Linked DNA regions of Mus musculus: region 2 is linked to region 1. The links are chromatin loops, found by intact Hi-C in ENCODE. Cell type or tissue: left cerebral cortex. All regions are shown on one strand.

Region 1 (8,000 bases):
AAACACAAGCAATGAGCAGGGACTGGAGAGAGCAGTAGGAGCTGGGTGGCACCTCAAAGTATTTACAGATATGACGGTTCAGTACAGTGGATAGCCACTTAACAAAGAGGTAGTCTGACCTTGTCTTTTAACCACTTCACCCTGGATTCTGTAGAAGAAGCAGGAGAGAGTGAGGCTAGAAGACCAGCTGAGAGGCATCAACAGTCATCCAGCTGAGAAAAGAGAATGCAAGATTAGGAAAGAACAGAACTTGAAATATTCTGGGGTGGCTTGAGGGATGGATGCATCAAGAATGAAGACAACAGATGTAGAAGTTTGAGCAGGAGACTGAAAGACCAAATTGGGGGTTTGGGGTTTAGCTCATCTGTAGGATGATTAGTTAGTAAACACAAGGACCCAAGTTATCATGAAACAGGAGTGGAGGGAGCAGGCAATTTGTAGACATGTGAAGTTTGAGATGAGGCAGCAAACAAAGACAACAGGAAAGTTTGATAGATGAAAATGCAAGCCTCAGGCAGGGAGTTGGTTGGGGTGGGGGGAGACGCTTTAACGAGGGAGTTGTCTCCATGTAATGCATATTAAAGTCTTGGGTGAGAATAACTGGGATAGGAATATAATGAGAGAAGAGAAATAGCTGAGTGAGAAAAGAAATGATAATATTGAGCTATGGTGATTACATGCTTTAATTCCCAGAATTTAGGAAACTGGAGCTAGAGGATTACAAGCTCAAGGATTCCCTAAGCTATACAGTGAGTTCAAGGGCAGCTTCAGCTATACATCAAGACTCTGTCTCAGAGGAAGAGATGGAAATCTAAAACTGAATAGGATTAGGCAACCTCTACAAAAGCACACAGACTTGCATGCAAATACATTTGCAACAAAAGTCCACTGATAAATAAACTTCAACATATTCCCTATAGTCCCTAGGCAGGATAAAATTTCCATTTAGGACATATATACTACACAACCAAGTTCTTACATATTTGAAACATAAGCATCAAAAGTTTTTTCTAAGGTCTCTGGGCTGTATTATTCTAGGAAAGGTTCAGAGAAAACATTAAATCTCCCCCCACAAAACTCAAACAGACTCCCCCCTAAAAACAAAAGTAGCCTATCTGATGTTCAAACCTATAAGAATTTTATTTTACACTCAAAAATACAATTTTCCCCATCCCTATTTACTACAGATGTTGTTTTCTCCTGAAAGACGAAGCCCATACTTTCCAACAGCTCAAAGGTCACACAAGAGATGAAAACTGCTCAAAGGTCAAGGATTAAATATAAAATTAAAAAAAAAAAACAAGTGTGTGCACCTCCAAAGCCATCCAAAACTGATAAGCAGAGAGATAAAAGGACAGAACTGCCAAGAAAGTAAGTAAATATAACAGCTACCCCTCCCCCAGATGAAAACACATCAAGGCTGTAATTACACCTTTGGGTATCTGTGGACACAAAAAGCTCACTATGCTCTTAAGGCTTATACTACCGCTAAGAACTACCAAACTGGGACGCTTTAGACTGCTCCAAAAGCCAAAAAAACATTTGCCAAAAAATGTTTCTTCTTAAAACTGTTCAAATTAAATCAAGGTCTTTTCTTTTCTTTTAAGATTCATTGATTTTATTATTTTGTGTGTATGAGTGTTTTGTCTGCATGTATGTATGAGCATTAGATGTGTGCTTGGTAGTTATGGAGGTCAGAAAACTGTATCAGTCTCCCTGGGGCTGGAGTTAGAGATGGTTCTGAGCTGCCATGTGGGTGCTGGGACTCAAACCTTGATCTTCTTCAAGAGTAATAAGTGTTCTTCACTGCTGAGCCAACTCTACAGCCTTTCTTTCTAATTTTATTATTATTTTTATGTGTATGGATGTTTTGTCTTTGGTATATCTGTGCACCACTGTTCTGCTGGTACCCACAGAAGTCAGTGGAAGGCATTGGACTCCTGGGGCTAGAGTTGCAGATAGTTGTCCATGTGTGTGCTGGAGATGGAACCTAGTCCTCTTTGGAAGAGCAGCCAGTGCTCTTAGCTGCTGAGCTGTCTCTCCAGTCCCTAAGATTGTCATTCTTTTCAAGATACTAAGGCTCACTTTGTAAAGTTCATCTAGATATATTAACAAGAGGAAAATTGCAGAGTTTACAAATGTGTTACTCCACCTCATGATATAGCTACTTAGAAGTCTACCAGCAATGTCACATGACTAGATGGACAACTAGCATCCATTGTTTACTCAGTGAGCAAATACTAAATACCTATAGTGGAGCAGGAACAGTTCTAAACCCTGAGGGTACTCAGTGAAACAAGGCCTCGAGCTGGTTAGATAGCAAAGGAGACAGACAATAAACCAACAAATAAATACTACCAAGTGGTGCTAAGTACAGCAGAGGGTGATGTGATCTTGTAGAGTTGTTGGGAAATCCTGAAGACCTAAAGTTAAGGAAACCCATCTTAACTTTACAGTATCTAGGCCAGCTGTGTACACAGAAGAAGCATAAATGCAGAGGTGCTGAGGCTGGAGTATGACTGAAGTTCTTAAAAAGCTGAGACTGATTTGGCCAGGTTGGAGACAGGCAGCGCAATAGGCCATAGAGAGGACTGCAGGAGAAGTTACTGGAGGGCTGCAAGCATACAACTCTTGAGACCTGGATTTCTTTTCTTCTTCTTCTTCTTTTTTTTAAAAGTTTTTAAAGGGAAAATAATTGCTCATAAAAGCAAGACATACCCCTCACAATCTATTTATAAATGGAAGGAAAAGTATACGATAAAACTCATATAGGCTGGTAGCACTTTGAGAGAGAGAAAAAAGAAAACACATATACTTGGGAGCAAAAGACTGAAAAAGATAAATGCCAAACTAGTTTACTAGTGTTTGTAAATTATGAGGATTTTTTCCCTTACGCGTTTGTTACTCAAATTTTCTGCCTTAAAAATAAATCAGAGACAGAAAAACAGAGATGCTCACCCATACACAAGTGCTCACACATGCTCATTCTCTCTCTCTCTCTCTCTCTCTCTCACACACACACACACACACACACCACACCACACCACACCCCGTACATCCCAATTTTGGACACAACTAGTCTGAAATCTCACTTCAACTGAGGGAAAAAACCATCATAGGGAACTTTTTCTTTTCCAAAAAAATTACCACACTTCCCACGCAATGTTTGCCTGTCATGAACCACTGCACAAATCAAGCATGGCCCAATGTATCAAGGTCACAAAACCAACTTGGTTAATATGTTTATCATTACACAGCAGCCCTGTCCCTTAAAGCTGCTTTGATACCATCTCTCCAAGGCACACACATACAAAGGCCCTTTTGCTCATTTCCTAAGTCTCTTTGATACATTCTTTGCTGTTTCTGGATTTTTCCACTGTATGTCTCTTAGAAGCAAATTAAGCCCGAAATCAGTTGTTCCAGCTAATGAAGTGTGCTTTTGGATCTTTTCTCCTCGGTTGAGAATTATCCGGCAAGCTACCAATTATTTTAGAACACATTTCTGTTAGTTTTGAAATATTGTGATGCTACGTTACCACAAACAAAAAAATAAATCAAGATAGCAACATACGAGACCATGTGTGTTTGTGTGTGTGTGTGTGTGTATGTATGTGTATATATATATATATATATATATATATATATATATATATATATATATATATGAAAAGTGCCGTACTCTTTTTTTTCATTAAAAAAATGTGTAGATGCCTCATGAATAAACATTTTAGGCTATCTAGATAAATATATGTGTTGGCATGACATCCAGAAAGGCAGAAAAGAGCATGCCTTCCCTTCTCTAACACCCCCACCCCCACCCGCGTCACATAACAGTTTCTCACAGGACACACTACCCTGGCAATCACTGTTCACAAATGCAAGCCACACAACTCAGAATGCCTCAAGCTCTCAGGTACTTTGCACCCTAAGCCCCACACCCCACCCACTCCCCAATCACTTCCAACAGGTTTCTCTGAATGAAAACCCCAAACTGGAGAGGCTTCCCAGGTCCCAAACTCTGCTCACACGCCCATCTGGATATCCCAGAACCCGGGTGTTTCCGCGTGGGCAAGGAGGATTCCACTGTACCCCGGAGTGGTTCGAGTCCCGACGCTCATTTCACCAGACGCACCGGTGCCAGCCGCTCGCCAGCCGCCCGCGGGATGCGGACACACGCACCCACGGCCAGGCCCCCCACCTCCGGCCCGCTTCGGCTCCTTCTGCAACTCTGTCCCGCGCGACCACCCAGACCCTGGACTCCCGGGCGTGGAGCCCACGGCGAGCGAGCGCGGCGCTGACAGATGGGGAAGGCGGGACATCGGGGGGAAGGGGCGGGGCCGCTCGGAGCGGGGGTGCTGGCGGCTGACAGGGCCGGGCGGGAGCCGGGCCTGGCGGGAAGGCGCTCGCAGACACACAGGGGCTGACAGGCGGGGAGACACACAGACGCCCGGGACTGACAGCTCTGGGGACGTTGGGCCTCGGCGGGCGCTCACCTGGCGGCGGCGGCGGCGGCACCCGTGGCCCCCGCTGCTCTCCCCACGCCGCGAGCCTCCCTCCTTCCTTGGTGGGCGGCCGGCCGGCACAGGCCCCGCGGAGGCGGCGGCGGCGGCGGTGGCGACGCCAGATCCACGGACTGCTTCTGGGGCGAAGACGAGCAGCACCAACTGACTCCCGGCCGCTCGGCCGAGCTCGGTGGCACTCGGAGGCGTTCGGCTCCGGTCGGCCCTCCTCGACTCGGCTGGGGGCGTGGCTCGACCCCACCCCCCACCCCCCGCCCGGGTCGCCTCAGGCGCTAGGAGGCGGGGCTTTGGGAACGGGCGCAAGCCCCTTGACGTCGCGGGGAGCGGACCTTACCCAGAGCGCATGCGCAGCTCGGCTGCGGGCCAGCGTTCTCTGTGTTGGGGGCCACGGGGGCAGGGGAGGCGGACAACTGAGCGGATGCTGAGGCCCTAAGCGGTTCCCGGCCTTTGTGCTCCGTATCCTGGTCTTTCTTGAGGGCCACCTAAGGAAGGCCACACGAGGTTAAACTTTCAAAAGGATGTAGTCTGGGCAAGGGTCCCAGACCCATGCGCCCTCTCTCCAGTGCAGTGTTTCCAAATTAGCCACATTTGGGAGTTGCTTTAACGCCACTAAGGGTTCACGGCAGGTTCTAGTATCTTGTTTACTCAGAGAAATAGCGGCCGAAACGAAGGCATGATCTCCGATTCTTTAACACTGTCTTAGGATAGTGGCGCTTTCAAACACCTGCTCCCTTCATGTACATTTTCACAGCTGCTGTTGGCCTGGAATTAAAAATCTTGGTTCCTGTTCCAGGCACCTTTTCACAACAGAACCTAAATCTGTGGCAAATATGTTTAGAAAGTGGTCCCCTACTGCTTCGGATCCAGATTGACAAATAGAGCTCTGAAGACTGAGCGGGTCCCAACCCCAAATTAGCTTATATCGAATATCAACTGGCCACAATTGCTCATCCACAAAAGGCAACAAAATGTTAGGATTATATAGAATGAGTGAGAAGATTAAATGGCAGTCTATATAAAGCTTCTTGCACGTTATCTTGGTGTTTAGCAAATGAGGCTGACTTTATTGCTGTGTATAAGATGGTCTACACCCATAATCTCACTGAAAGAGGCTGAAGCAGGAGGATTGCAAGTTTGGGATCAGCCTAGGCTACAAAGCAAGTTCCAAACCAGTCTGGACTACATAGTAAGAACCTGTCTCAAAGAGCAAAACAAAAAAAGCTGAATTTATCACAGTTAGTAAATGTATGTTTTAAGTGTGAGCAATGTGTCAAACTTAACATGTCCAGCATCAAACACTAGAACTTGTACCTTAACACACTGCATATGGTTATTACACAATCTTCCTCATTACATACAGTTCATGTCAAGCCCAGTTTTGTTTTGTTTTGTTTTGTTTTGTTTTGTTTTTAATGATCAGGCCAAAGGTCTCAGCCACCCTTCACTCCTCTCTTCCAATCATAGCCATCTTAATCCATTAGCCAGCCTGCCAGCCCCACCTTTAGACATCTGCATGCTGGGAATACTGCAATAGCATCTTCCCTACCTGCTCTCCTTCATTCCAGCCTGTAGTCAACACAGCAGTCACTGGGATCTTGTTAAAGCCTAAGCCAAAATAATGTTCCTGGGGGCTGGGGGGGAGGAGAGGAAGGAAGGGAAAACGATTAGAATGTAAAATAAATCATTTTTTTATAAAAAAAAACCCAATGGTTTCTATCTTGGGCACATTATTTTTTTAAAAAACAGCCTTTATTCCAGGGACCCCTAGATCACGTGCAATCTGTACCTTTTTTCTAACTAAGCGCATTTCCTTCTTCCTCTTGCCTCAGCCAGCCACACCAGCCTCCTTCCTGCCCCTGGAACATGAATGACTCTTGCACTTAGGATATGTTCTCCTGAGCATCGGGAAGATGTGTCTCACTTCACATTTCTATTCAAAAGGTATTTCCTTTGATGGATATCAAGTCCCACCCTCACCATGCCGTCTCCCTTTTCTGTGCTTTGCCTCTCTGCCTGGCCTGTATAACCTCTCCTATCTTTCATGTCCCTCAGGGCAGGAATGTTTGTTTTGCTTATTTTCAGCATCTGGAACATGGGCAGACATGTTCAAACACTCAATATTTCTTGAATGAATGAGTATATAAGATATGTTGTACTCCAATTTATTTTTATTTATTCAACCAATTTTCCAAGTACCTCGTCTCACCTAGGCACTCTGAGAGATGAAGACGTAAGCAAGACAGTCTCCCAGATGCCAAAGAGCTCCATATTTCAGAAGAGACAGACATGTCACGCTGCAGTTCTGGAGGAGAATATGCAAATGCCAACTGCTTTGGTAAACATAGCACAGAGGGTATAATTACCAGTATGGAGCAAGTAAGCTGGTGCTTACATGTAATCCCAGATACTCAGGAGGCTAAGGCAGAAGGACCACAAGTTTGAGCCAGCCTTGGCAACTTTAGCAAGACCTTATCTCAAGATAAAAATTAAAGGCAGAAGAGAGACTTGCTACTGGGGGCATACAGTGCTTGCCCTGGCATAGCCAAGCCCTGGAGTTCCATCTCCAGTACCAGTGGAGAGAACAAACATCCAAAGGGCCAAAGAAACAATGAAGGTGAGTGGGGGAAGGGCTCCCAATAACACTGGAAGCTGGAAGCTGAGCCTGGGGAGATGACTGGAAGTGAGTCTAGGCAGAGGCAGCAACCAGCACACACTTAGTGTCGGGAAGGATCTCAAGGAGGAGGGGAAGTTGTTGATGATATTTAATCAGAGGCAAATTATTTTCCTTCAACAGAAAAAGGACCCATGAGAGGACTCGGCAGGTTAGGCACTTGCTGCCAAGCCTGAAAATCCGAGTCTCATCCCCGGGACCCACATGGTAGAAAGAAAAAAACTGACTCCTGATAGCTCTCTGGTCCCGTAAATAAATAAATAAAATTTAAAAGTTTCTTTTAAAATGAAATGTCCTAGGAAGATGGCTTGGACAGTAAACCTCTTGAGAATAGAAGTTTGGATCCCCCAGACTTAAAAACCACTGGTGTGCTTGAAAAAAAAGTGGATTTGGGGCACATATACCCAAAGGACCCTAAAGACGCTTGCAGATACATGACTATATATAAATCTTTACCCTAGCAAGGAAAGGGAGCTAGCTAACTTAGATGCTCATCAACTGGCGAGTACATAATGTTGTAATATGCATAATGGAATTTTACTCTGCATAATGAAAATATGAAACTTTCAGGGAGACGGGTGACTGGAAAGTAAATTTTAGCAAGGTGACACAAATTCAGAAAGAAAAGGCCTCACAATCTCTCTCAGATATGGATCCTAGCTTGTAATATATATATTACATATGAATTAGAGTAAAGGTCTGAAGAGTTGGCTCAGCAGTTAGGAGCTAGTACCACTCTTGCAAAGGACTCACGTTCAGTTTCCAGCACCCATGTCAAGTAGATCACAACTGCCTGTAATTCCAGCTTC
Region 2 (8,000 bases), 68 kb before region 1:
AGACCTGATGCCCACTTCTGGTGCATCTGAAGACAGCTAAAGTGTACTTAGATATAATAATAAATAAATCTTTTAAAAAAATGGGAAACTGGGTGTAATGGTTTAAGCCTATAATACTAACACTCAGGAGACAGCACAATTGCTAGAGGCTTGAGACTGGCCTGGGCTACATAAGATTCAGTCATAAAACAAAACACTAGTCATGTGTGGGTGGGTGTCCTGTGCTTCCATGGAGTAAAGAAAACCACTTTTTAGTGTTTCTACAGTAAAGGGATCACTGTCATTAGGAGGAATGCTGGGTAGATATCTGGAATCGAGGCCACTACTATCTAGACAAGAACAAACAATGATATTTTCTATGTGTGCTAACTACCTACTATCCCAGTCACATCTGGAATCCTGGCTTCATTTTCCAGTTCTAAAATACATCTAAATTGATAGGTTCTCGCTGATATCTTCTCATAGTCTGAATCTCAGGAAGTCAATACTGACTCTGTCTTCCTATGTAGAACCTAAAGGTCATAGAAGGTATGAGCTATGAGTCCTTTGCTCATTGTTCAATGTGCTCCTTACTCTTCCAATGCCAAGGTTTAGGCCCTTGAAATATTTTTGTTTTTATATATAAATATTACATAGCGATTACAGCATATTGTACTTGATAAATGATCATCCCCATTCCAAACAAGCTATTTCTCTGCTCTTGAAAGAACAAGTTATTGGGGGCTATCAAAGCAACATGGAGACGGGCTGCAATGAACTGACACTGCAGGTAGGAACCTAAGGGAGGATCCACTCTTGATTGGGAAGGGAATGAAGGAAGAGTTGAGAGAGGTGAAGTCATACAGGGAAAGGAGCAGCTGCTGAGATTAGCAAAACTCCTTAGTGTCACAGAGGTAGGCAGGGCAGCATCAGATCCTGAGTCAGAGCTCTTAACCTTGCTACTAATGAAAAATTGCAACAGGAAGCTCTACACTTGGGAATAGGATGCTGTCCTATATTTTGTAGGGTCTGTCACTATATCCCTGACCTTTACTCACTAGAAACCTGTAGCTTTCCATAATACCCAAGTATTGACGACCTATCAAGATTTGAGGCTCTTCCAAATGCCCCTAAGTGAATGATTATCTCTTTAGGTAAAGATGTAGCAGAGAAGGGGTGGCTGGATAGGGGTGGTCTGGGCAGGTGCAGAATAAGGAGAGGCCTAGAGCCAGAGGAAAGGCAAAGAGATGCTGCTGCAAGGACTCTCTCACAAGAGCCTCAGATGTGAACTCTGACAAGATGAAGTGCACAGCCAGTGAGAACCCATGATGTGGGCTTGGTAGAAAAAAATCCCAGCCTAACACCTACTAAGACAGGAGCAGACTCTAGAACTGGGCAGCTTGGCAAGGTCAAACACTCTTTTTTTCTCTTTTGAGTAAAAGGAAGTATGAAAAGACATGCTGCAAGAAAGTTAAGAATCTGGCATTCTCCTCTATTTGGGAGATTTGAGTGATCTTGGATTAGGAGAAATTTTGATCTAGGATATGATTATGAGAGCAATTCACCCTAGTCTTCTCAAGCCAGCTCCTTTCCCCTGCATCTCATCCTTGGCCTGCTGTTACCCAAGAACAGAAAAAAGAGAGTGGGGATACACATTCCTGGGAGACATAAAGGAAAGGGGAGGAGGACGGTGAAGATGAGAGAATTTTGAGGTACTGAATATATAGTGGAGTTCATGAATGGGACTACATTTCTCAGAAAAATGAAAAAAGGCAGAACTAGGGTCTGCAGAAGTTGAGCAGAGGAAAATGGAGGAGAAAGGAATATTTGCAAAATGCTCACTGCATAGCAATGTGGGGAAGGCACATTACCTGCATCACCACAATATCATGTAATACTCAAACATGGAACAGGCATTAAGATGTTTTCATAGCAGAAGTACAAAGAAGCAAAGTTACAGATAAGGGAGCCCATGGAACGACCAGTGCCCCAGGCGTGGATGGTGGATTTCTCCTTGTTGTGTCATCTTAAGTTTAGTATACCACGAACCTTTTACTCTATGTGAGTTGGGACTGCTTGCATACAGGTCTGTGTGCTCCAGTGAACTAACATCAGACTGTCATTGGGATTCCTTGTTTTCAGTGTCCTCGTATGTACCAAGCCTAACAGCCATCAAGGAAGCACGTGACAAATGATCGCAGAGGCCTAGCTGTCTGGATTTACTGCATACTAACAAGCACACTCAGCTATATACCTGCCTCTCCTGCTATGCCATCATCTGCTAGAAAAAAGCAGGGCTGGCTTTTCTCTCCTGAGCTATACATAATCCAGACTTTGAACAGGGGACTGTGCTACTGCTACAGCTCTGCTACATTAAGTATTAAAATTTCCCCTAAAGACCCAGCATTTTTACCAGTATTGGTACACAATAATACAGGCTGAGTACTGAGATATTTAAGTTTAGATACTTTACTCAGATTTTCTATCTTCACAACATTCATTATCTCTTGCTCTGCTAGAGAAACATGCAAAAGAATCTGAGAAATGGGATGCTAAGAAGACAGTTAGTATAAGTATAATCTTGATTCTAAACTGTGAGCATCCAGTCCCAAACGGCTGTGGATTTTACTCTGGTACTCAACAGAAAATGGTTAGCCATGTTTGCTTGCCTTTTATATCTATTTCCTAGGAGCTAACCCTGGAATGCATGTTGTCATGATTGAAGGATGAATGAAATAAGCAGAAAACTATTAATTTGTCTTGGGATTGACTAAAGCTGAACTCTGTATAATAATCCCCCCTTTTACATAGTTACCTGAAAAATGTGTCTTTCTGAACCATCTTAGAGCATACACTTATCAAAAAGTGATTCCCTGCTAATATTCACATTAGTCCTAAATGGTTCTTTAGTTTCTGAAGGCCAAAATTTGTTGTTCTCTTATAAACAGATATACATGCACTGAACACTGAAACTTGCATGGTTTAGGGCTGGTGAGTTGGTTCATTGGGTAAGGGTACTTGGCCCCACACCTGATGACCTGAGTGTAACAACTAAAAGCCACATGGTAGAAGGAAAAACAAGCTCTGGAAAGTGGTCTGCTGACCTTCACACTCACTGTGGCACACATGGTCACATAAAAAACAAAATTATAATAATATTAAATTCAATCAATCAATCAGTAATTTTTAAAAGTTATTTCCACTCATGCTTTGCCAGTTTGATTGGGCCTTTTCCCAAAGCAATTCTTATATAAGGTGAGATTTTAAGAGATAAGATCATGCCAATGTTCAGACTTTCAAAATGTTACTTGTATTAGCATTAGTGCTAGTATCTAAGTATTAGTAGATGATTATTTATATGTGTAAACTAAGAATTATACAAGGCTGGACACCTGTAAGCATAGCACTAGGGAAGTGAAAACAGAGGCAGGAGAATCACTACAAGTTTGAGGCCAGTCTGGTCAATATAGGAAGTTCTAGGTCAATCAGGAACGTAGCTCTGTCTCAACTACATAAATAAATGCATGCAAAAGAATATGTATACATTTTGAGGCTTGTTAAACACTGGGTTGCTCAGCTGCATCAGGTCCTCTCCAAGAGTGGGCATGTCATTATGTCTGAAGACAGATAACCTGGGTTCCAACTCTGACTCAGCTGCTTCCTCGTACAGGATACTTAGGTTTGGGGAAACACGGAATCTCCCCAACCTCGGCTTTCTCTGATACAATATTGGAGTGAAACAGCACTGAGTCTACTACAGTGGACATGATAGTGTGTGTATATGAGTCTTTGACAGCATGTTGAAAGTTCAGGAGACTTCTTGCCTCCTGCCTCCTTTCTCCACCAAGGTCATCCCTGAGCAGTGTCCTCTCCTTATTTGCTGCAGAGACTTCAGTGACCTACACTACCTGCACCTGTGCTTCCCATATGGTCGTCCAAGTCACAACCTATCTGCCTTCCCAGGACACGGATCACTATCTCTACTGACTTCATGCAGAAACCACTTCAGCCTGGTATTATGGCCCTTCCTTAGTTTGGTTCAATCTGCCTTTTTTATGCTCAAATGTACTTTTCCTCACCCTGTTCTGCCAAGGCAATCTCTGGTTTCTGGAATATCTTCAGCCCTAGTGCCGACAGAAGACATTCTAGGCTGTTTCATGCCATGACTGAGATGTACAGCACACAGTCTATAGTCAGCTCGTTTCGCTCCCTTCCCCACTCTTAACGTTAGTTCCAAGTGTAATTCTACTAGTACCTTAAATTCCAGAGGGTCTCATTACTCCATAACTTTAAAGCCATATTTTCCCAGAAACTTTTTTTTTTTAAAGAAAGAAAGCTTCTTGAGTACACTGCAGGATAAGCTAAGCAGCAACGAGACCCTTCCATCTAGCAAACTCCTAAATAGTCTCCTAACAATCTTAAACAACACTGATCAAAAAGCTAAAAAAAAAAAAAGCCCTTATAAATGCCCTCATTTCTACCAATCACTTTGTCAAATACTGTGATTTGTGTGTTTTCTATTATTATATCTGCCTCACAATTGTGTAAAATGTTTCATGTTTTCTTCTAATTCATCAGCTGCCATCAGCGTCTTCTTTGGAGGGTGGGCCAGCACTCAAGCCTTCCAAGGTGCCATCAATCAGTAAGTGTCTGTATGCAGAGCAGAAGCTGCTCCCACCCTGCTGGGCAGATCTGGTGAAGTGCACCTCTTCATGCCCAAGCACAGTCACGGGGACAATGGAACAGCAGAAGAGCATTCCACTATACTCCTGTTTAAATAGTTAAAATGTTCATGTCCACCAGAGCACAGGAAGAAAACCCTTTTCATGTGTTCACAACTCACTTTAGAAAGTCAATTATATTTACCTAAAGTCAGTGGAGCTCAAAAGCATATTTCTCTCTCCAAAACCTCATTCTTTTGCGAGTCCCTTGCTTTGTGGAATGACCATGGGCAATCATCTTTGCAGGCCCTGCTGATGCCAGTTTATGGCTGTGTTTTTCTGCTCACTGAACTGGCTCATTCCTTCAAGAGAACAAACTGTTCTGCACTGAAGCAGGAATTGGCTGGGTTCTAACAAAAAGATCCCCCCCCCCAAGTGTTTTTTTGCAAAAGACCCAAGTCAATTTATAGCCAAGTAACAAAAGGTCAGAAAGGTTAGTTAAGCAATGGGCGTAATTCCTGTGTGTCACAGCCAATAAAGGAAATGGGTGGGAATAAATAGTATGCAATTTTAACCTGAAATCATTTGTGCAAAATTACTATTGTAAACTACATAAAACAGTCTCTGGCTTCCAATGTTAGGAATTATTCTGATTTTTCAAAGGCATATTTACTGTGGAAGAACTGAGGTGACCTCAAGTCTTTTGTTTGCAAGAAAAGAATGTAAAAAACTCATATATAAGAATATTTTTCAGTTCATAAATTTAAATACTCAGATAAAAATTAAATATCTTACAGTTAACTGATGGGTAAAATTTACATAGTTGAATTTAAAATAAAATCCCTGTCAACAGGGATTTGGCATTGATCAAAAAGCTAAGAAAAGTCCCTACAAAACTACAGTTTATTTGTCTTAACTGTGCTAGAGGTATAAAAACATACTGTATTATTCATCAAGTTTAAGAACAAGGAAGGGGCTGCCTTTCTAAAGCAGACATGAAAAATACATCAACAGCCAGGTAAGGGAAAGACAGATAAGAAACAGCCTTCCATGGGTCTGTCCTGTAAGAAAGCTTTTCAGACCCTGAGGCTGTTGGAAAGCCTCCACCAGAAGTCCCTCATCCACTTTAGGAAGTTTAAAGTTGTAACTGTTGAAAACAATCCTATTATCTAAAAGATGAGTGACTAAACAGAACAGCGAGTGCCATGAGCTGGGCAACAGGGATAAGCCATGAGCTCACTTCTCACCTACCTCTCTAAGTACAATGGGAGTAACACAAGAGGCAATCAAAGGATGTTGGAAAGACAGAGGAAGGAAGAATAACGGTTAACAACCCAGGAACAACATGCAGCTGGGCATGTTATGATACCCCTCCATCACACAACAGAAAAAGGTAGCAGGCTCAATGCTACCCAACCCCCAACCTAGCAAGAGAAGGCAGCCAAATAGGAGCTCTATCGACAGTACCAGGCCAGCTGCCAACACCAACTAGCAGAATACCTCATGTCCAGCTGAAAATAAATCAGGCTAGGGAAATACTCCCACTTTCTCTACAGAGTGCCCAGAAGTCACCTTCATCCCAGCGAGACTTGCTCTCCTTACACACAGGCACCAGCACCACAGCCTGGGGAAACTTATTATTTAATATTCTATCAATAAGGCCCGATGGGATCTTCCAGCAGTACCACAGGATCTAAGCAAACCAAAGAGTTTGCAGTCTACTGGGACTGCAAAATATGGCGACTCAACAGCAAATTAAGACACAGATTCTCCCAGTGTTATAGAAACACTGTTCACAACAGTGAAAATTACTGGTCATAACCAGAACCAAGAAAATCACAACCTGAATGAGAAAATAGTCAACTGATGCCAAAGCAGCCATCAGAAAAACATTTCAGCAAGCAATTACAAGGGCCCTCCTTTTCCTAAAAGATCTCCCATTAGTTTTCTGACCTTCATATATATGCCATGGAATGTTGAGCTCTCCTTGTAAATAAGCTTAGTATTTAAAAACCCATGAACAAACACCGACTTCTATTTCATGACATACATATAAGTACCTAGGGGAGGGATAATCAAAAACACAATGGGTAAACGGTTGGAAAACAGGAGTAGGAAGTACATGAAGAGAAATATTAATGGATGAGACAGCGGTGGATGCATGGTTTCTCACCATATATTCTTATTTCTTTATAGTAACTTTGAAAGTTTTAATAGTAAAATGTTAGAAATTCTGAGAAGAAAGCAATCATAAATGGGGATGGAGGGAGGGAGAGACCTAGGAGGGAGAGTAGATGGGTGGGGGAAGTGGGTGTTGGGGGAGAGGGGAACCTGATTTAGTATTGGGTGAGGGAAAAGGACTGAAGCCCCGAGGGTCAGCAGAAAGAATGGAAACAGACAACCTAGGGAAATAGGAAATTAGGGAACCCTCCAGAATGTACCAGAGATCTGGGAGGTGAGAGACTCTCAGGACTCAAAGAGAGGAGCCTTAGATGAAATGCCTGACAGTAGGGAGAGGGAACTTACAGAGTCCACTTCCAGCAGGAAGACAGGACATCAAGTGAGGGATGGGGTTGCCATCCCACAGTCACATCTCTGACCCATAATTATTCTTGTCTGAAAGAATTACAGGGATGGAAATGGAGAGGAGCCTGAGGAAAAGAAGGTCCAGTGACAGGCCCAAAGTGGGATCCAGCTCAAGGGGAGGTCCCAAAGCCTGACACTATTACTGAGGCTATGGAGTACTCACAAAAAGGGACCTATCATGACTGCCCTCCAAAAGACCCAACAAACAGCTGAAAGAGTCAGATGCAGATATTTGTACCCAATCAATGGACAGAAGCAGCTGATTCCTGTTGTTGAATTAGGGAAGGCTGATAGAAGCTGAGGAGAAGGGTGATCCTGTAGGAGGACCAGCAGTCTCAATTAATCTGGACCCCGGAGATCTCTCAAACACTGGACCACCAAACATGCAGCATACACCAGCTGATGTGAAGCCCCCAACACACATGCAGCAGAGGATTTCCGGGTCTGTGTTCATTCAGAGATGATGCACCTAACCCTCAAGAGACTGGAGGCCCCAAGGAGTTTAGAGGTCAGGTGGGGTGGGGGGGTAGGTTCATCTGCATGGCCACAGGTGGATGGGGAAGAGGTATGGGATGTGGAACAGTCGGAGGGTAGATGGGGGGAATAAAATATGGAGTATAAAATAAATTAATTTTTTAAAAAAGGAAAAAACCATACTTAAAAGAAAAAGGAAGGCATTCAGAATACCTTTCCCTCTCCTTACGCCCTTCTCCTATAGTCTCCATTCACTCCTCATTCATCTGTTAAATCTTACTAGGCCACACTGAAATGTTG

Evidence for each region. Peaks named below come from ENCODE experiments on the same cell type or tissue, not always from the same donor. Only the 100,000 strongest peaks of a DNase experiment are listed, where the experiment ranks them.
Region 2: a loop joins it to region 1, with 2.5 times the contacts of the local background. A loop is called at or near these places in 12 of 42 quality-filtered maps.

Annotation. Positions count from the first base shown.
Region 1 is chr2:160,868,298-160,876,297 of GRCm38, forward strand. Zhx3 (zinc fingers and homeoboxes 3) reads right to left here and starts at 4,693. Exons shown (of 4, transcript NM_177263.3): 1 at 4,494-4,693. It overlaps Gm35129 (a long non-coding RNA gene), which reads left to right and starts at 4,701. Exons shown (of 3, transcript XR_866921.2): 1 at 4,701-7,134. In left cerebral cortex, no CTCF peak of the experiment used is centred here; DNase peaks (open chromatin) are centred at 3,216, 3,380, 4,094, 4,358 and 2 more places; H3K4me3 peaks cover 2,485 bases; H3K27ac peaks cover 3,533 bases.
Region 2 is chr2:160,800,301-160,808,300 of GRCm38, forward strand. The region is part of intron 2 of Zhx3 (zinc fingers and homeoboxes 3); the gene reads right to left. Among named protein-coding and RNA genes, the nearest start is that of Zhx3, 69 kb to the right of the region's middle. In left cerebral cortex, no CTCF peak of the experiment used is centred here; DNase peaks (open chromatin) are centred at 4,720, 4,988, 5,853 and 6,116; H3K27ac peaks cover 2,464 bases.